Linked DNA regions of Homo sapiens: region 1 is linked to region 2. The links are chromatin loops, found by intact Hi-C in ENCODE. Cell type or tissue: CD14-positive monocyte. All regions are shown on one strand. Each heading gives the region's core, and the rest is flanking DNA. Links, peaks and the distances in the headings are about the cores only.

Region 1 (10,655 bases), core at 3,011-8,010, 560 kb before region 2:
GTCTCCCCATAAAAACGATGGGTGAATGAAATGATGGGTATTTTAATTATCTTGATTTAATCAACCATATTGTATACATATATCAAAAATCACATTGTACCCCATAAATATATACAATTATTTGTCACTTAAAAATAATGGTAATAATAAGAATTCTAATATATATTATAGAAACCCTTTATATAAAATAGGAAAAATGAAGGTGCAAAGACAAAGCTTTGGAATTAGGTGAGATGTTCTCTTTTCACCATAAATGTTCTATATCCCTTTGTAACATTGGTGCACTATCAATTTGACTTTACTCAAGTGAGCTACAATGTTAATTATTTTCATATAATTTATTTAGTTTTCACTAAGAGTAGAAAACTATTAGGTACTGGTAGAAATGCAAATGAAATAAAGACCCTGGATCTTAAAAAGCTTAATGTAAATTTGTAGGGACAAAACATAGACCCCAGAAATGAGGAAGAATAATTATAAATAAGAAGTCAATAGGTGCAAATCATATTCTAATTCTACCTATCAAATACGTGAGTCCTTTAAAAAAACCAAACATACAAAAAACGATGGCTAACAATAGAGGTGGTTTCACAGGTTAGCAAGGACTAGGCCTACAAGAAGGCTGCACAAGTTTCAGCAGATGAGGTTCAGCTTTATTTCACATTCATTTGAAGCAGTCTCACTGGCTACAGTGTTCATATTGAAACAGTGGATTAATAAAGACAGAAAGATGACCAATGACTAAGTTATAAAAGTTGTCCCATGATACATCAGCTTTGATCCTGGAGCACTTCTATATTCAATCCTCTCTTGCTTTCCTCTCTGTTTTACATCAATTCACTTTATTTCTAAGTAAATACAAAGTAAAATTATATTAAATGTCAATTAGTAAATAAATATTAACCCTCACTGGAAGTTCAGAAATCAGTACAATTTATTTTGCATCTTCTTTTTATGCTGCTAGATAAAAACACTGCTTTTTTTATTATTATTCAATTACAGTGAATATCAGAGTGGGTTTGCTCACTAATACTGTGATCAGAGAATTTAAGGAAACTGTAAAAAAAAAAAAACAAGCAACAGATTTGTTTTCCTTATGGAGGTTAAATTACATGTGGAGAAATAGTGGTATTCTTCTTTTTCTACTCTCCAACTCTGAAGTTCAGTTTCAACTTAACTTATTGATTCTGTTGTATAGCATTTCAAAACTTAATGAAGCACGTCTCAGGTTTTGAACCTGGAAAACAACAATATCCAAAACCGCAACTTGAAACCACTGGTAAATACAAAAATAAGGAGATCCAAAAGAGAGCAAGCATTAGCAAAAGCGCCAAGCAGACAAAATCTAGCAATTGCTGCAATATCTAAAATACAATAGTGCATTCATTCCTTCTAAAAAAAAAAAATACTTAAAGTGAAAGCTCTCTGTATTTCAATTATAAAATTATGCTGTTTTTCCCAATGGTGTGTATTTGGGTCTGTTGAACCAATATAGCCAGGAACAAAGAAAACTTTCAGCCATATTTGCCTCTAATCAACTTTATCAAGAAGTCAGTATAGGCCAAGGTGCTGGTTCCCAACTCTTACCTGCAGCCAAGCTTCAGAATCACATGGAGAGCTGCTTAATTGGACTTCTGAATCTGCCCACCTTAGGGGTTTTAGGTTAGGCTTAGGGATAGGGGACTGGCTTTCCAGATTTTGTTTTCCAACAAGTTCCCAGGTGGCTGGTACTGCTGATACTGTAATCACCCTTTATGAACACTGGGCTAAAAGAATTCGGACAAAGGAGATTGTCAATAACTGAAATATGTCAACATTTGGGTTCCTCGGAATCTAGCTGAACTGAGAATTTCAATCAAGGAATTTAACTGCTGATGAACGTACCATGTAGAGGCAGCAAATATTTTTAAATTGTTCTAGAAATTACCTAATAAATACTTACCACATGTAATGTCTAAAATTTATCTCATGTACCTAAGAATCGATTTTATTTTGACGACAAGGAATGACAGGTCCAGGAGCAATGCTGGAAAATTGATTTGTCTTACATCCCCACCCCCTCCACTCCTGTTATCACTGTGTGCCTCTTCAACAAATGTGTGCATACGTATACACACAAAACATACCCTTTGCCAGCCCACCGGGAAAACCGCACAGCAGGGACAAGTACACAAACGGAAGCCCACATACCACATGTCTAAATAGTTGAAAGGTATAAATCCAGCTAAAAACTACTAAATAAAATATGCTGTATCCACTTACCTTGATAAATACAGTTTCATAACAACTTGACAGGGCGGGTTCTAATTCAGAATATGCAGACTCAGTGCTTTGTGCCTAAATATTGAGGCTCTAGGAAAACCAGTTCCCCGCTTTCAAGACATTCACCTTCTTTTTGGAACTTCGGCTTCAGCTTATACTATGAGGGGCCTGGGAATTTGTGTACACCCCACAAAAACAGCCATCATCCCTTGGCCACCCTTTGGGTCCACTGCATGGATGCCGTGGCATGGTCTGCCTTCGAAAAGTGGTCCCAGAGAAGATATTTGCCCGCATATGAGGAACAGGGGCAAGGCCCTTTCGCAGGGCAACTCTGGGCTCTCTGGTAGCTGAAATATGGTCTAAAGGGGAAATGTGGGCTCTAGGTGGAAAAGTTCTATTGGCCCCTGCACAAGTCTCACCCCACAGGGATGGTGTGGCCAGAGAAAGTAAAAGTAGGACCTCTAAAAAAACAGAGTCCAGGGAAGCACTATACTCCTCTTCAGTGACCTAGGATCCTCAGTTATTACATATTTTCCCATAACTTTTCGTTTTCTTTTTTTTGAGACTCTGTTGCCCAGACTGGAGCACAGTGGCCCGATCTCAGCTCACCGCAACCTCCTCCTCCCAGGCTCAAGCAATTCTCCTGCCTCAGCCTCCTGAGTAGCTGGGATTACAGGCACGCACCACTACCACCTGGCTAATTAATTAATTATTTATTTATTTTTAGTAGAGACGGGGTTTCACCATATTGGCCAGGCTGGCCTCAAACTCCTGACCTCAAATGATCCACCCACCTCAGCCTCCTAAAGTGCTGGGATTACAGGCGTGGGCCACCACACCCGGCTATCAAAACCGTAAATACTTAATTCATCCTAAATTGCAAGCAATTGTTAACAGAATAAAGTGTTTTTCCTCCTAATGACATTTTTACTTGTACTGAAGCTTCCATTACAAACACTCTGATGGCTGAGTTTGAGGTCTTGGTATAATGAGAGGGCAGGAGAAGTGAGTCAACGGGAAACAGGCATTGCTTCTTATTTTATTTTTTGAGTCCCGGGGTACATGTGCAGGATGTGCAGGTTTATTACATAAGTAAATGTGTACCACGGTGGTTTGCTGCACCTATCAACCCATCACCTAGGTATTAAGCCAAGTATGCATTAGCTCTTTTTCCTAATGCTATCCCCACCCCCATCCTCCCCCAATAGGCCCCAGTGTGTGTTGTTCCCCTCCCTGTGTCCATGTGTTCTCATTGTTCTGTTCCCACTTATAAGTGAGAACATGCGCTCTTTGGTTTTCTGTTCCTGCATTAATTTGCTGAGGATAATGGCTTCCAGCTTCATCCATGTCCTTGCAAAGGACATGAACTTGTTTTATGGCTGCATAGTATTCCATGGTGTATATGTGCCACATTTTCCTTATACAGTCTATCATTGATGGGCATTTGGGTTAATTCCATATCATCGCTATTGTGAATATTGCTCCAGTGAACATATGCATGCATGTATCTTTGTAACAGAATGATTTATATTCCTTTGGGTATATACCCAGTAATGGGATTGCTGGGCCAAATGGTATCTCCAGTTCTAAATCTTTGAGGAATCATCACACTGTCTTGCACAATGGTTGAAATAATTTACATTTCACCAACAGTGTAAATAATTTACATTCCACCAACAGTGTAAAAGTGTTTCTATTCCTCCACAACCTCGCCAGCATTTGTTGTTCATGGCTTTTTAATAATCGCTATTCTGATTGGCGTGAGATGATATCTCAGGCCTTGCTTCTTGATGCTATTAAGCATCTGCTCATGTATTCCCCTAAAGCAAACTTTGATCAGCAGAGGTGAAGGACACAGGAACCAGGAGGCCTGAGTTCTAGTTTTGTTATGCTCTAAACTCATTTTTGCTGCCTAAATCAAAAGACTTTGAGAAAGCTACAACTTCTCTACCATTCAATTTCTTATTTTAAAAAGTATAGGAAAATTAGAGTAAGCCAAAATTTTGCAAAAGGTACCCTAAAGGGTGTTAGTAGATTCTACTTGAAAATAGGTGGCAAGGGAGGTAGTAGCAGGGGGTGACCCACAGTCAAATTAATGTACTTCACATTGAGTTAAATATTGTGAAAGTTTATTTCCTACTAATGTATATTTTAATTATCCAAGAGTAGGCATAGAGTATATAGTGTTCCTTAATGTTATTAGAACAAGGAATTACTGTTTAAAAGTGCATCTAATTGAATTAGTGACACTCAGAACACATGTCAAAAGTGAAATTCAGTGTAGTCTCCTGAGAGATGAAATATGTCCTTCAAAATAATTTCACCACAATACATTTTCCAACTCAGGGGATTTTGATTTTTGTCAGTTTGGTCTCAAGGCAAACAATGAGTGTTAATGTAAAGAAATAAAATGCAATGATGATGATATAGGGATGGCAAATTCCTTTGGATAATATTCTGTTTATGTGGAATAATGAACTAATTCAAGATTTTAATATACTAAAGTATTTAAAAAATTAAGTTATTGCAGTGATTACAGTTTCCTGTTGCTGTTATAACAAATAACCACAGACTTAGTGGTGGATCAGATGATGATTAGTTATCTATTGCTGTGTAACAAAGTATCCCACACTGTAACTCAGAGTCCTGAGTCACAATGCCAACGTCAATCTAGATGTCAGCCAGGACTGAGTCATCCAAAAACTGGACTGGGACTGGAGGATTCACTTGGCCCCCACCGTTGCTGGTTTTGAAGCTGGAGGAAGGGGCCAGGGATGCCAGTGGTCTCTAAAAGCTGGAAAAGGCAAGAAAATAAAATCTCCTCTAGGTTCTGCAGGAAGAAAGTAGCCTTCAGATGCTTTGATTTTAGCTCTGAGAGACTCACGTTGAACTTCTGATCTGTGAAGCTGTAAATACACATAAATTTCTGCTCTTTGAAGCCACTAAGTCTGTGGTTATTATAGCAGCAATCAGAAATGATGCAATCACTGTCGTAATTTAATTTTTAATAATTTAGTATATTAAAATCTTGAATTAGTTCATTATTCCACATAAATAGAGAATATTATCTAATGGAATTTGCAGTCTCTGTACCATTAGCATTGCATTTCATTTCTTTATATAATATTCAAGGTTTGCCTTGAGACCAAGTTGACAAAAATCAAAATCTCCTGAGTCAGAAAATGTATTGTGGTGAAATTATTTTGAAGGACATATTTCATCTCTCAGGAGACTACACTGAATTTCATTTTTAACAATAATTCTTGTGGGAACTGTTAGAAGAGATGGGACTTAAAAATTGCAAGGACAAGTCTGAATGGGATAGAAGGTTGAAAATGCCCACTTAAAAATAAACTTGATTGTTTAAAAATTTGTGTATAAAAATACTTCAAACCATTTTATGTCAGTATTGGAGTTAAATCAGGGTAGAAAAGAAGATATTAACTTACCCAGTAAAATGTACTTAATATTTCTTATCATCTGAAACGTGTTTTCATTTGAATACCTAATAGCAATGTAGTATAAATGTTAGGGGAGACTATAAAGAAGCTTAAGACCTAATCACTAATCTTGGAACATGGACAACCTAAATGAGAATACAAGACAAAATATTAAACATTAAATTACAGTTAAAATTGACATCAGAAGAAATGACAAACTAGCAGGTGATTAATTTCCAAATAAATGACTCAGAGAATAAATTATATAGTACTTCAAATGAAGGAAATATGATCAGAGAGACAAGGAAAAACACCATAATGTAGATAGTATTTTATCTAGGTCTTTAAAATGGCAAGAAATTGTATCGTATAAAGAGGAAAGGAATGCTAAGCAGCTACTTAGAGGTAGGAAAATACTTCTATCATTATACAAATCACTGTGTATTACAGTTATTGGTTACCTGTTTAGGAATTCCTTGAAGATAAGATCATGTTTGACATTTGCACACCAGAATTTATACAAGTCCCAAGCACATAGTACAAACTCAATACATATTTTTATTGTATATATTTCAGGTAAATAACATGATGTTTTCATATACATAGTGAAATGATTACAAGTAAGCAAATTTTACATCACCTTCCATAGTTAATTCATGTCTGTGTGTGTGTGTGTGTGTGTGTGTGTCAAGAGCATGCAAAATATATTCTATTAACAAATTTTTAATGCAATATTATTAACTATAGTCCTCCTGCAGCACATTAGCACTCTAAACTTATTCAACCTACATAACAACAAGTTTTTATCCTTTGAACTACATCTCCCTATTTTCTTTCCTTCCCTACTCCTGGTAAACACTATTCTACTGTTTCTATGTATTTGATTTTTTTCTTTTTAAGATTCCACATATAAGTGAGATCATGCTATATTTGTCTTTCTGTGTCTGGCTTACTTCACTCAGCATAATGTTCTCCAGGTTCATCATTGTTGTCAGTATGTCCTTTTCTAAGGCTGAAAAATACTCTTCTCTGTGTGTATATCACAGCATTTTTATCCAATTTTTATCCATTATTCAGCAACAGACACAGGTTGTTTCCATACCTTGGCTATTGTGAATAATACTGCTGTAAACATGGCAGCACAGATATCTCTATGAGCTATTGATTTCATTTTCTTTAGGTACATATCCAACAAAGGGATTCCTTAGTCATATGTAGTTCTACTCAATAAATATTTAGTGAGTGAAACAGATGACTGTTAAAACAGTGAAGTGATAGTGAAAAAAATCATTTTCACAAAAATAAGTCTGAAAGTATTTTATGAGATGAATTGAAGTCCAAAAAGAGACTTAGATTCCTGTTAAAACGTTGTATTAACTTCCTGAGAAGAAGACAATAAAAACATGAACTGAGGGTTGACAATGAGAAAGGAGGGGATCTAAGAGGATCTAAGACACATCAGTAAGAAGGAAATGACATAATCTGATGAATCTTTAGATCTTGAGGCAAAAGGAGAGTCAAGACAAAGTTTGAAATTTGGATTCCATCTGACCATAATAGTGATGCTGCAGTTAACAAGAAGGAGGAAACGAGAGTGAGAAGACAATTTTAAGGAACTTCAAAATGTTGAGTGAAGTATGATACATACAAAACACACAAGCACCGTGGGAGTGTGCTCCAGTAATTCAGGAGGGAGGATATAAACTTGAGAGCTATTTCACACAAACCATAATTGGAGCCATGTGAGAGGATGAGATTACCAGTGAACACCAAGAAAGAAAAGAGTAAAGACACAATTTAGGAAGCTCCTGCATTTAAAGAAATAAAGGAAAAAAAAGAAGCTAGCAAAGGAAAGAGAGAAAAAGCAGAGATGCCCATGGGAGGCATGGGACAGATAGAACAGGTCAGCAGTCAGGGCCAACTGCTTCAAAGTGAGAAAAGGGGTCTTCCCGTTTAGGAAGTGGTTTTGGACGTGTGTTAGGTGGCAGCTTGTGACCATTGAGCAAGTACTTTCAGAAGAATGACTAAAAGAGCAATTAAAATCATGTATCTCAAAAATCTTTTTGATTCTGAAATTTATTAAACCAAAAATTGACATTTGGAAACTAAAATAATGGCACTCTCCAATAAGAAGTGTCCAATATGCCATCACACCTTCACTTCTGTAATTTCTCCTGGGTGTATATTCAAAGTAGCCCAAGTAATTGCAGGTTAGTGGAGCAGCTAATGGCCAACATGCCCATCTGTGCAAGCTCAGGTGTGTGTGTACTGGAGGGCTAGGGTTCCCCATACCTTGAATCCAGTCTGAGAACAGAAAGGACCCAGGAAATTCAATTTTATCCTGGTAGAAACAGAGATCTATAATCTAGGTGATCCCAATGCTCTTCTAGTAGGGGATTCAAGTAAATTGTGGGCATTTCTTTATTCTTTGGGGGGAGGCACCTAATGTCTGAAGCACAGAAGAAAGACAGCAACCAATCTCCCAACAAAGTGATTGATGCAGTAACATTTTCCCATGATATACACCATGAAGTAGAATAGAAACAGTTTCTTTTAAGACAAGGACTACCTTTACCAAATTTATAGTAAGAATATACAATGTGCCTGTAAGATGAAAACAGGTTAAATTAGCAAAACCTTGGGTTCAAAAAGGTGTATCTTACAGGCCAGTAGATGAAGTACACTGCCTCTGCTCATGCTGACATTTTTGTCAACACACTCTGCTGATTATTCAGGATAACATTTTTCATAATTGGCAAGGCCATGCCCCCTGCGTGGACTTTCTCAGTGAATGTTGAAAATTGCTAAATACAATTTATGTAATTTATTTTTGTCAATGACTTTATTAGTACTTCCACTGCTGAACTGTGTTTGTGGGTGGATGTGTGTATGAAAATACAGCCTTTACTTTTTCAAAAAAGAAGTTATATAATTTTACACTTCATAAATTTAACAACCAAAATGTTATCTGTAAAAAGTGTTTCAGAGAAGCACTGTTTTACCACTGACTGGTTTGATGGGAGTTGATTAGATAATGGTTCTTCAACTGTGTGTTGTTACTGATACTGGCCACATTCCAGTTGGCTGCCAAGGTGTCTAAATGCTCCCAAACAAAAATTACCCATAAAACCTGTGACAGGGTTCTCTGAGATCATGGATACAGATCACTGCACATATGGATGGGCTGTTTTGACTGAGTTTATAATGTCACATTCCTTGTAAACATGATACACCTGTCTCTGTTTAACAGATAGTTTTTGAAGCTAAAACATTTGTTTTCTCCCAGAACTCAGCAATGCCACATTATTTACCGATCTGAACCTGGGAGTCACTAAAACATTCCAGGATTCCAACTATTTCATCTTCAGCTACAATAACCCTTTACTTAAGTAAATTAGCAGAAAAAAATCTGCTTTGTTTTGTCATAAAAGGGGAAGTAAAGGAGAGACAATGAGAGGATCAAACAGTTAAAGGTTTCCATTACCTTTAAGAGATTAAAGACACAGATTTGTAACTATTTTCATTTTTTACATGTTGAAAGTTATGTTTGCTGTTAGTGTTACAAAGAATCAATCACAAAAACCTTCTGTGAGCATCAAGTATATACAAGGCACTGTGCAACAGACTTACAAATTTGCAAAGAAGTGTATCCCTGTTGTCACACTGCTCCAGAGGGGCTTACAACCCATTTAGGAGGATAGGATTGACACACATGAAAAGATACTAAACTGGACAGTAAATAGGTGTCAATCATGTGCAAGGTGGGAATAAAGCAGCTGATGAATGGCAGGTGCCTGTGTCCATCGGAAACAAGGATGAAAGCTGCCCTTTGATTTAAGACCTGATCTGCTGCCTGCCGAGTCAATCACTGGTTGCTACTGTGCCCCTCATCTCAAAATCACTGACTTCAAATGAGCCACTTTATTAGTGTAGGCCTCAGGATTTATTTGCAGCCAGGGCCACAAAATATATATCAGATTTTCAGCTCCTCATCCCCAGCGTTCTGCTGCTAAGCTCCAACTACAAACTTCCATTCCCAAGGTGCATACACATATTCACACTCATCTCTATATTTACTGGATATATCAATCAAAATAATAACATTAGGAAGGAAACATTGGTGCCAATACTTACATACTGCTAGGGCATTTGGAGTTGGGGGTTGAATAATTTCAGAACAAAACCCTTGGGGGTGTATCTTCATAATTATGATGTATATAAAGTGGTGTAAGATAGCAGCATGGAAAATGAACAGTTTCTGAAAAAGAAAACACACTCATGGATTTTGTTTGTGACTATAAGACTTAACTGTTATAATTCAATATTGGTGGATTAAAAATTGATCTTAGCTATTAGATCTTCTCATAATTCATTACTCCATTCCAAATACCTTTATCCAATACCTACCGTATGCCAGGTTCTGTGTGTGATAGGCACTGGGAAGACAAAGATGAACCAATCAGTCTCTGCACCCAAGAAGCTTGCAGTTTAGTGGGGGAGAGACAAGAAAATAAGCTATGGAGAAGTATGCATGTGATTCCACAGAAGAAGAAAGGAGGAAAACCAAGACGGAATGATGCCTGAGATGAATATTTAAAAGATAAAAAGAAAGGAAAAGACACAGCAAGAAAAGACAACACATGTGTTGTAGGTTCATGGGAGCCCAAAAATAACACCCCTTTTCTCAAAATAAGAATCAATTGAGATATAATCCAAAGAAGACAGTAGAGGGGGACTGTTATAAACTGAGTGTTTCCCCTCAAAATTCACATGTTGAAATCTTAACCCCCAGTGGGATGGTATTCGGAGGTATTAGGAGGTGGGGCCTTTGGGAGGTGATTAGGTCATGAGTGGAGGAGTCATAAATGGGATGTCTTTGTAAAAGGGACCCTGAAAATTTCTTCATCCCTTTCTTCTATGTAATGGTGCGGAAAGAAATTGGCAAACTGGAGG
Region 2 (10,655 bases), core at 2,419-7,418:
TGTCTATAGCATCACATAAAACCAAGTCCACAGGACCAGACTCATTTCACAGAGTTCCTCTCAATGTATGAAGAATAAAACCCACTGGGTTAGGATAGCTAGGCCTAGGGTGACAACTTTGTCCCAGTTTGCCCAGGACTGTTCAGTTTTCTTGCTTGTTTTGTTTTGTTTGAGATGGAGTCTTGCTTTGTTGGCCATGCTGGAGTGCAATGCCACAGTCTGGGCTCACTGCAACCTCCACCTCCCAGGTTCAAGCGATTCTCCTGCCTCAGCCTCCTGAGTAGCTGGGACTACAGGCATGTGCCACCACACCCAGCTAATTTTTGTATTTTTAGTAGAGACGGGGTTTCACCATGTTGGCCAGGCTGGTCTCAAACCCCTGACCTCATGATCCGCCCGCCTTGGCCTCCCAAAGTGCTGGAATTATAGGCATGAGCCACCGTGCCCAGCCAGGACTATTCAGTTTTAGCACTGAGCTCAGTCCTGGGCAAACTGGAATAGTTGATCACCCAAACTCAGCTGTGATGCTTCTTGTAGGAAAGGATAAGACATAAAGGAGCTCACTTCTTCTAATCTGGAGGGAATGTGAGAAGAAAAGAGGGGACAGACAGAAAAAAGTACACCTAGGGTTCTTGCTTCCTCTCCTACCCTAGACATAGCCATCCTTTGGCCTACAAAGCCTTACAAACATCCAGATAGGTGGGAAGCACCCGAGGGCAGGGGCTCTGCGCACTTCGTCACTGGGAAGCAATACTCTAGCCAGCTACCCTGGCTGCAGCCTGGAGCAACCACACCTGGCGTCTGTAAAATGAAGGAGTTGGAGAAGATTCCCTCTTAGGGCCCTATTCACTCACTTTAAATGACTGCTTTAAAGTTTCTCCATTTAACTTTACAGAACTTTTTTCAAACCCTAGGGAACTGATAATGTAAATATTCCAAATAAGGAGTCGCAGCCATCAGAGTCACTCAAGTAAAACAGCCAGAGTGGGTGGAAAGCCATAGAAAGTGGAAAAATTCTCTAACGAGCAGACCTACCTTCTTCCTCTCCCCTCCAGCTCTCTGCAGGGTGTTAGGGAAAAAACCACCATACTTTCTAGTGCTGCCATAACAAAATGCCACAGGCTGCATGCTAGAAGTCCAAGATCAACGCGTCAGCAGGGCTGGTTTCTTCTGAGCCTCTCTCCTTGGCTTCCAGACAGCGGCCCTCTCCCCGTGTCTTCACATTGTTCTCTCTATATATACGTCTGTGCCCTAATCTCTTTTTTTTTTTTTTTTTTTTTTTGAGATGGAGTCTCGCTCTGTCGCCCAGGCTGGAGTGCAGTGGCGCAATCTCGGCTCACTGCAACCTCCGCCTGCCAGGTTCAAACAATTCTCCTGCCTCAGCCTCCTGACTAGCTGGGACTACAGGCGTGTGCCACCATGCCCGGCTAAATTTTTTTTGTATTTTTAATAGAGATGGGGTTTCACCATGCTGGCCAGGCTGGTCTCAAACTCCTGACCTCGTGATCTGCCCACTTTGGCCTCCCAAAGTGCTGGGATTACAGGTATGAGCCACTGTGCCCAGCCCGTGAGCCACTGCACCTGGCCCTCTAATCTCTTATAAGGACACTGGTCATACTGAACTGGGGCCCACCCTAATAATCTCATTTTAACTTAATTACCTTTTTAAAGGCCCTATCTCTAAATAAAGTCACATTCTAATGTACTAGAGATTAGGAATTCAATATATGAATTTGGTGGGGGCAAAATTCAGCCCATAACATCTACCTCCCCAGGTTTGGAACTCTTTCCCCTTCCCTTCAGGTTCTTGGTTCCTCCTTCCCCAGGGATTACAGAGCCTAGTAAGAGAGTCATTAGACAGAATCATTCCCAACCTGCTGATGTAACAACTATCTTCAGCTGCTGTTCTTAGCAGGTGGTGTGTGTCAGTGTGTTTGAAATGACCTCTTTTTAAGGTAGAAGTAGAATAGCAGTTCTCAAAATTTTGGGGGAAGGTAAGTAATGTGTTAGTATTATTACAAAAATAATTTTGGCCAGGCACGGTGGCTCACACCCGTAATTTCAGCACCTTGGGAGGCTGAGGCAGGTAGATCACTTAAGGTCAGGAGTTTGAGACCAGCCTGGCCAACATGGCAAAACCCCGTCTCTACTAAAAATACAAAAATTAGCTGGGAGTGGTGGCACGTGTCTGTAATCCCAGCTACTCAGGAGGCTGAGGCAGGCTAATCACTTGAACCTGGGTGGTGGAGGTTGCAATGAGCTGAGATTGCACCAATGCACTCCAGCCTGGGTGATAGAGTGAGACTCTGTCTCAAAAAAAAAAAAAAAAGAAAGAAAATAATTTTGACCCAATGGTCTCTGTGAAGGAGTCTTGGGGAATCCCAAGTGTCCCCAGACATACTTTAAAAACAGCTACCTTAGAGGAAATACCTGTGTGGATTCCTTCCTCTTCTAGTTGTCCTTCACTGCTACTCCTCCTGGCCAATACAGGCCTTCCCCATGAGGCAGGAGGATTTCACCCCAATCTCAACCCACCCTAATGACACAGAGTAAGGCCCAGCTTTAGAGCTGTGCTTACAGGTGTCCACAGGACCTCAGTCTTAGAAGACAGCACATGGCAAGAACAGACATGAATACACATTAAACCAAGGCCAGGATGCCTCCTGGCTCCATCTTCCACAATGACATCACTTTGCCCTAGTTTTCCCACAGGTGAGTCAACAACTTCCCACGTTAGATAGATGATAGCACAAGCAAGCCTATATTAGTTAGGATTAAGTTTAGCTAAATATAAGGACCAAAACAAAATTTTTTTACAGTGGCTTAAATAAGATAGAAATGTATTTCTCTTTCATGTAAAAGAAATCTAGGAATAGGCATCCCAGGACTGGTATGGTGGCTCCACAAAATTGTCAGGGACCAGTATCCTTTCAGCTCACAGTCGGCCCTCCCTATGTTATATGCTCATCCTCAAGATCCAAGGTGGGCGCTGAGCTCCAGCTATTGCAACTATATTCCACCCAGAAGAAATGGAAAAAGAACATTTCTCCAGGAGCTGTGATACTTCTGTTTAGGTCTCATCGGCCAAAATTAAGTCACATATTTACCTACAAAAGAATTTAGGAATGTATTTTTTCAGTTGGGCAACAACATGTCATACCAATGAAGAAGGGAAGAAGGAATGTTGGGAGGCACTAAGCACACTTGGTCACAAATCATCAATTAGAGTTCTTCCCCTCTAGAATTCAGCAAAGCCAAATTGAGATGGCAGCTAGAATTCAGCAAAGCCAAACTGAGATGGCAGCCACTACCTGACTCACCAGCCAGGTGACTCAGTCCTGCCCACCAGCCTGTCAGCAAAACTGTGTTTCTACATGTCACAGACCTTCCACATTGCTAAAAATATTCACACCTCTGAATGTTACATTTTTGAATGCAGAGGGTCTACTATTTGGCATATTCTCTAAATTTTCAAATTATATGTTTTTATGTAAAAATTATTATCTATGTCAGACACTGAACGTAAATACACATAAACATTAACCTAAAAGTTTACAGAGATTATTTCTGGGTAGTAGAATCACAGAACATTTTTCTTTGTTGTTGTTGTTGTTTTCATTCTTTTCTGTAGATAAAAATGTTTCTGTGACCGGGCAAGGTGGTTCACACCTGTACTCCTAGCACTTTGGGAGGCTAAGGCGGGCAGATCACTTGAGGCCAGGGGTTCAAGACCAGCCTGGCTAACATGGCAAAACTTCATCTCAGGTGGGTGCAATGGCTCACACCTGTAATCCCAGCACTTTGGGAGGCCAAGGCAGGCAGATCACGAGGTCAGGAGTTCAAGACCAGCCTGGCCAACATAGTGAAACCCTGTCTCTACTAAAAATACAAAAAATCAGCTGGGCGTGGTGGTGGGCACCTGTAATTCCAGCTACTAGGGAGGCTTGAGACAGGAGAATTGCTTGAACCCAGGAGGCAGAGGTTGCAGTGAGCCAAAATCATGCCACTGCACTCCAGCCAGGGTGACAGAGCGAGACTCTGTCTCAAAAAACAAACAAACAAACAAAAAAAAAACAAAAAGCTGTTCCTCCAATGTACACACATGGCTTCATTGCTTCTATAACTGGGTGAAGCCGTAATTTCTTTTCAGTTTTTGTTTTTGTTTTTGTTTTTGTTTTTTTTGAGACGGAGTTTTGCTCTGTTGCCCAGGCTGGAGTGCAGTGGTGCAATCTTGGCTCACTGCAACCTCTGCCTCCTGGGTTCAAGCGATTCTCCTGTTTCAGCCTCCAGAGTAGCTGGGATTACAGGCGCCCATGACCATGCCCAGCTTATTTTTGTGTTTTTTAGTAGAGATGGAGTTTCGTCAAGTTGGCAAAGCTGGTCTTGATCTCCTGACCTCAGATGATCCGCCTGCCTTGGCCTCCCAAAGTGCTGGGATTACAGGCGTGAGCCACCGTGCCCAGTCCGTAATTTCTTTTCTAGAGCCCAGTCTTATAGCCCTATTATTCATTAGTTGAGGGATTTATTTATTTACAACCCACAGTAGCTGAAACCAGAAATAATTTAAGAAATCTGGTGCTTGAAATAGTTCTTTACTCCTCAACCACTCTATTTCTTCTCAAATAACATTTCTGGGGTTAAATATAAAAATTACATCATGACTGTTCTTAATATTTCAAAATTATGTCTTGTGGTTTAAAGACAGCCTGAGAATAAATGTAACCCACAAACATTTTGAAGTTCCGATCTGCTATTGCAATTATATATGAGTCAGAAGAAGGGGAAAGTTCTACAATTAAGACTTTGTAAGGAAAAATGAATGTTTTTCTTCCCAGAAACTCCCCAGGAAGAATTCCCCTTCTGCACTTTTGACTTTGTCCATTTGCCAGGGAATTTTTTACAACTGAAAGTGAATCCAGCCAATCTGGTAATAGCTGACTCCCAGGGTGTTGTTCTGCTCTTCAGTCCCCATCACCATCCAGCCATTGACATGACCACAGGAACTCACGAAGGGGATGGTGGCCAGCACTGGTCAAGGAAGAAAATTCTGACACAAGCTAAAACATGGATAAACCTTGAGACATTATCAGTCCCAAAGGCAAACAGCATAAGTCTCTGGCTTCCAGAGGGAGCTTGTTAATTATCCTACCCATCCCGCACTGCTTTTTCTCCAGAAAGGACATTTACTGAAAGGCAATTCTTTTTGATTTTTATGTTTGTGCTTGTTGTTCCTACCCTAGAGCCAAAAGACTGACAAGCAATTTAAACACACCAATCCTGCTAGAAAAACACCCAAAGGCACATGTATAAATGCATTAACTTCACACACAAAGAATAGCCCAGTTATATTTACTGAAGATTTACACAGTGTGAGGTAACAGATAAAATGGGTCTAGACTGGACAGAAGGCTCAATTACTTGTCTCAGGGAAATAAAGAGAAAGCTAGTTATTCCATTCACTTGAATCTACTCCACATCTAGCTATTGATGAGTACAAGACAGGTGGCGGATCCTACAACCCTCCTTGTAGGGCACACAGTAACAACCTTTCGCAGTGCAGCCCGGCTGTCATATTTGCAAGGCATACAGTAGCACCAGGATAAAATATAAAATTTTCATGATCAGCAGAAGCAGATTATCCTCAAAGCTAAGGAAATTCATGCTCAGGTCCCCTTACTTACACAATTTCTTCTATTCTCATTCCAAATAAATATGTGCTTCCTTACCTAATTTTCTGTTTGTATTTTTTCTATAAAAGGAACTCCAAATTCCATAAGCTTCAGGCCCCACAAAACCTGGACTCTCCCCTGTAGCAAACAAAACAATGGGGCTGGGTGCAGTGGCTCATACCTGTAATCCCAACACTTTGGGAGGCCAAGGTGGGAGAATCACTGGAGCTTAAGAGTTTGAGACCAGCCCTGGCAACATAGCGAGACCTCGTCTCTACTAAACATCAAAAAAATTAGCCAAGCATGGTGGCATGTGCCTGTAGTCTCAGTTATTTGGGAGGCTGAGGCAGGAGCATGGCTTGAGCCAGAGAGATCCAGGCTGCAGTGAGCTATGATCACACCACTGCTCTCCAGCCTGGCTGACAAGAGCGAGGCCCCGTCTCAAAAAATAATAATAATAGTAAGTAAAACAACGGGTTGTGTGTTCTTACTTTTTTATTTTTTGTTGTAAATTGTGCCAAAAAGCATATAAAATTTACCAACTTGACCATTTTTAAGTGTACAGTGGTATTAAGTACATTCACATTATTGTACAATAATCTTTACTATCCATCTCCAGAATATTTTCACTGTGTAAAACTGAAACTCTGTACCCATTTAAAAAGTCATTCTCCATTTTCCCTTTCTCGGCCCCTGGAAGCCACTACTCCGTTATACTTTCTGACTTACAAATTTGACTACTCTAGGTCCTCGCTATGAATGGAATCACATGCTGTACTAGCTGTCTTTTTGTGACGAGTTTATGGTGTCTCAAGGTTCATCCGTAGTTGTAGCATCCATCAGAATTTCCTTCCTTTTTAAGGCTGGACAATATTCCTTTGTATATGCCATATTTTGTTTTTCCATTCTTCCATCAATTTGATTTGAACTTTTTTTATTTTAACATAAATGCTTGTAACCATTTGAAAAGTCATGTAAAAAGTCACTTGAAAAGCACATTCTCTAGAAGGTGCATAGAGGTCCCTTGTCAGTCTCATCTACATGAGGATTCAGAGTTCAATGAGGAATCACAAACGGACAGTTATCTTTTCATTGCCAGCTTATGAATAGCTTCCGCTAACAAATAACACAGTCTACATTTTCTCACCTGGGCATCCCACATTTCTTTCTGCATATTCCTTAATCAACCAATACATATGTATTGGGATATGTGTGTGTGTGTGTGTGTGTGTGTGTGTGTGTGTGTATTTTTTTTTTTTTTTTTTGAGACAGAGTCTAACCCTGTCGCCCAGGCTGGAGTGCAGTAGCGCAATCTCAGCCCACTGTTACCTCTGCCTCCCGGATTCAAGCAATTCTCCCTGCCTCAGCCTCCCGAGTAGCTGGGATTACAGGCACATGTCACCATGCCCAGCTAATTTTTGTATTTTTTAGTAGAGACGGGTTTTCGCCATGTTAACCATTGACCAGGCTGGTTTTGTTTGTTTGTTTGTTTGTTTGTTTGTTTGTTTTGAGACACAGTTTTGCTCTTGTTGCCCAGGCTGGAGGGCAATGGCACAGTCTCGGCTCACTGCAACCTCAGCCTCCCAGGTTCAAGCAATTCTCCTGCCTCAGCCTCCCAAGTAGCTGGGATTATAGGCATGCACCTCTACGCCCAGCTAATTTTTTTAGTAGAGACGGGGTTTCACCATGTTGGTCAGGCTGGTCTCAAACTCCTGACCTCAAGTGATCCACTCACCTTGGCCTCCCAAAGTGCTGGGATTACAGCCGTGAGCCACCTCACCTGGCCTGTATTGAGAGATATCATAGCTTTTTATTTTCAACTATCTTTCAGCACCTTCAGTGTTCTGAGTGTAATATTCCACTTTGGAGAGTGAAAAGAAAAAAAAAATGAGTAAGAGTAAGCCTGGATAAATTCACTTTCCAGAGGAGGAGACATACCCACAAATCCTAATACAGCGTAATCAGTTCAGTAATAGAGGTATTTATGCACAAGGTGCTGAGGGAGCACATTAAGGGAAGGATTATTTCAGTATAAGTGAGTCAAGACTACCCAGAGAAGGTTACATTAAAACTGGACATTAAAAAAGATATTTGCTTGGTGAAGAAAGTTGCCAAAGGTGTTCTATGCAGAAGAAACAGTGTGAGCAAAAGGCTTGAAAGCTTTGCTACCTCCAGAAGAAAGCAAGTATTCTGGTGGCTAGAGGGCAGAATGCATTAGTAAGAGTAGCAAGGGATGGGGTGCAAGAGAGATCACAGGGCTAGGCTGTGCATGAGGCTTGCTAAGGAATTAGTACTTTTTCTGCAGAGCAAAGGTCTTTAACCTGGCGGGGAGAGTGGGCATGGAGGGGAGCAGTGGGTGGAAGAAGGGTACATCCTGATGAAATGTGTGCTTTGTGAAGACCATCATTCCACCAATCAGGATAGGTTAGCGTAAGAAGAAACGAAGAAAGAGAATGAAGGCAAGAGAAAAGGACCAGGAGATCCCTAAATCTGAGTGAATATTTGACCAAAGACAATGTTTTTTCCTCCGTCAGCAGAAATGAGAGCTGATGAGCAAGTGGAATTCAATTTTGAAAAATATTATATTTCTGTGCTTCTGCATTTTAAAACTGCTACTGTGTGTGTGTGTGTGTGTGTGTGTGTGTGTGTGTACGTGTACAATGTTATACAAGAAAACGGTAATGTTGGCCAGGTGCAGTGGCTCACGCCTGTAATCCCAGCACTTTGGGAGGCCGAGGCGGGCAAATCACGAGGTCAGGAGTTTGAGACCAGCCTGGCCAACATAATGAAACCCCGTCTCTACTAAAAATATAAAGATTAGCTGGGCATGGTGGCGCATGCCTGTGATCCCAGTTACTTGGGAGGCTGAGGCAGGAGAATCGCTTGAACCCAGGAGATGGACGTTGTGGTGAGCCAAGGTCACTCCAGTCTCGGCAACAGAGCAAGACTCCATCTCAAAAGAAAAGAAAAGAAAATGGTAATGTTGGCTATCATTGGGCGGGAAATTTAAGGACAGCTTTAATTTTCTTCTTTATACTCTCCTCTATTTCTCAATGTTCTGTACATAAATATATTTCTTTTAACAATAGGAAAAAAATATTTTTTAAAACTGTAATTTCTAGTCATCCCTAGCTCTTTCATGTTGTGGAAGTTATCATTTGATTGTGTGGTGAGTTGGGGAGCTCCACTCATCCCTAACCAAGCCCCAGAATAGGGTCCCAGAACAATAGATATTCCCAGATCTGACTGTACCCCCAAAATAAATGCATGCAAGTAATGGGAGGGGGAAAAGAATATACACAAAAGAAAATGTGTGACCCTTACATCCACATGGGGAATATATATACATATATGTGTGTGTATGTATATATATATATATATACACACACATATATACATATAGTGAAAAGTGGAAAAGGGTGGGCTTTGTACTGGTTTACTTTTGAAGGATAGAAAAAGTGAAGGATAGGAGGGTAGTATTCCAAGCTGGGTGAATGGTGTGAGCAAAGAGGAATGCATGGAGTGCTTGGCAGAAGGTAAGGGGACAAGCTACTTGGAACAGAGGATTCAGGGAGGAAAACAGGCTGGAAAGGTGGGTTTGAGACCAAGAATCCTTGAGGCAGTGGGAATCAATAGTTGTGAGTAACAGTTCTGATGCAAGAAACACAGGACTTTAGGAAGATCAGTTTGAGGGTGGTGGGCAGGAAAAATTGCCAGAAAGGAAATGGGGTTGGAGGTGCGGCTTCCTCATTGCCACACCAGGAAGAGAGTGGTTAGAGCAAAATGTCCATCGCCAATGCTATGTCTTCACTGGTCCCTTTCAAACGTGCTGTTTCTTTCTTTAAAAATAAAAACAAATGTATTGAGATGTAATTCCTATGCCATACAGTTACACATTTAGAGTATAGAATTCATTGCTTTTTAGTATATTCATGTAGTTATACAAATGTCACCATAATTTAATTTTAGAACATTTTCATAAAAGAAACCTCATACCCATTACCAGTCTTCTCCCATTCTCCCCTAACCCTCCAGTCCTAAGCAGCCACTAATCTATTTTCTGTCTCTATGGCCTTTCCTGGGTATTTCATATAAATGGAATCATATAGTGTGCAGTCTTTTGTGCCTGACTTCTTACACTTAGCATGAGGTTTTCAAGGTTTTCCGTGTTATATATCAGTACTTCATTCCTTTCAAGGCTGAATAATAATATTCCAGTGTATGGACATACCACATTTCACTTATCCATTCATTAGTCATTCTAGTTATTTCCACTTTTGAGCTATTATGAATAATGCTGCTATAGGCATCCATAGTTTTGTGTGGATATAGGTTTTCATTTCTCGTGGGTGTATAGTGAGGAGTGGAATTGCAAGATGTATGTTAACTAGATTCAGTTAATCTGAATGTTTCTGTTTCTGACCTATTCTTTTACAGGCTCTTTGATGAATCTTGCTGTTCATTTGTTCATTCGTTTTTGAAACTGGCTTCTCACCCAGTGTAACTCTGAATTTCATTCAGCCAGTGCAGCCTTCACCCTAACTTGACTCAGCCTTTCTTGTGATTTTCAAAGCTGAAAAGGAAGTAGGTATGTGCCAGAGCCATCTGCTCTTCTCAAGAAAGCAGATTTGGCCATGGAGCAAGTCGACTCAGCCCACATTCAGGCTGCCCTGTGCCTCCTACACTTTCATGGTAAAAAAAACCAAACATGTCTCTCTCTCTTAAGTCTAGGTAAATTGGGCCAGGCACGGTGGCTCACAGCTGTACCTCAGCACTTTGGGAGGCCAAAACAAGAGGATCACTTGAGGCCAGGAGTTTAAGACTAGCCTGGGCAACATAGTGAGAACCCATCTCTACAAAAAATTTAAAAAATGAGCTGGGTGTGGTGGCATATGCCTCTATTCTCAACTACTCTGAGGGGCTGAGGTGGGAGAATCGCTTGAACCTGGGAGGTTGAGGCTGCAATGAGCCATGACCACGCCACTG

What was found. Hi-C counts contacts between places; a loop is a spot of excess contacts. Peaks named below come from ENCODE experiments on the same cell type or tissue, not always from the same donor. Only the 100,000 strongest peaks of a DNase experiment are listed, where the experiment ranks them.
Region 1: it touches region 2 in a loop (4-fold over the local background); 1 of 110 quality-filtered maps calls a loop at or near these places.

What each region holds. Positions count from the first base shown.
Region 1 is chr4:138,385,589-138,396,243 of GRCh38, forward strand. All of the region lies in intron 2 of LINC00499 (long intergenic non-protein coding RNA 499), which reads left to right. Among named protein-coding and RNA genes, the nearest start is that of LINC00498, 78 kb to the left of the region's middle. RefSeq lists an enhancer at 7,082-7,161. In CD14-positive monocyte, for the core only: no CTCF peak of the experiment used is centred there; DNase peaks (open chromatin) are centred at 4,923, 7,263 and 7,653; H3K27ac peaks cover 1,479 bases.
Region 2 is chr4:138,949,318-138,959,972 of GRCh38, forward strand. All of the region lies in intron 2 of LOC105377448 (a long non-coding RNA gene), which reads right to left. Among named protein-coding and RNA genes, the nearest start is that of NOCT, 61 kb to the right of the region's middle. In CD14-positive monocyte, for the core only: no CTCF peak of the experiment used is centred there; DNase peaks (open chromatin) are centred at 3,334 and 4,834; H3K4me3 peaks cover 1,012 bases; H3K27ac peaks cover 1,298 bases.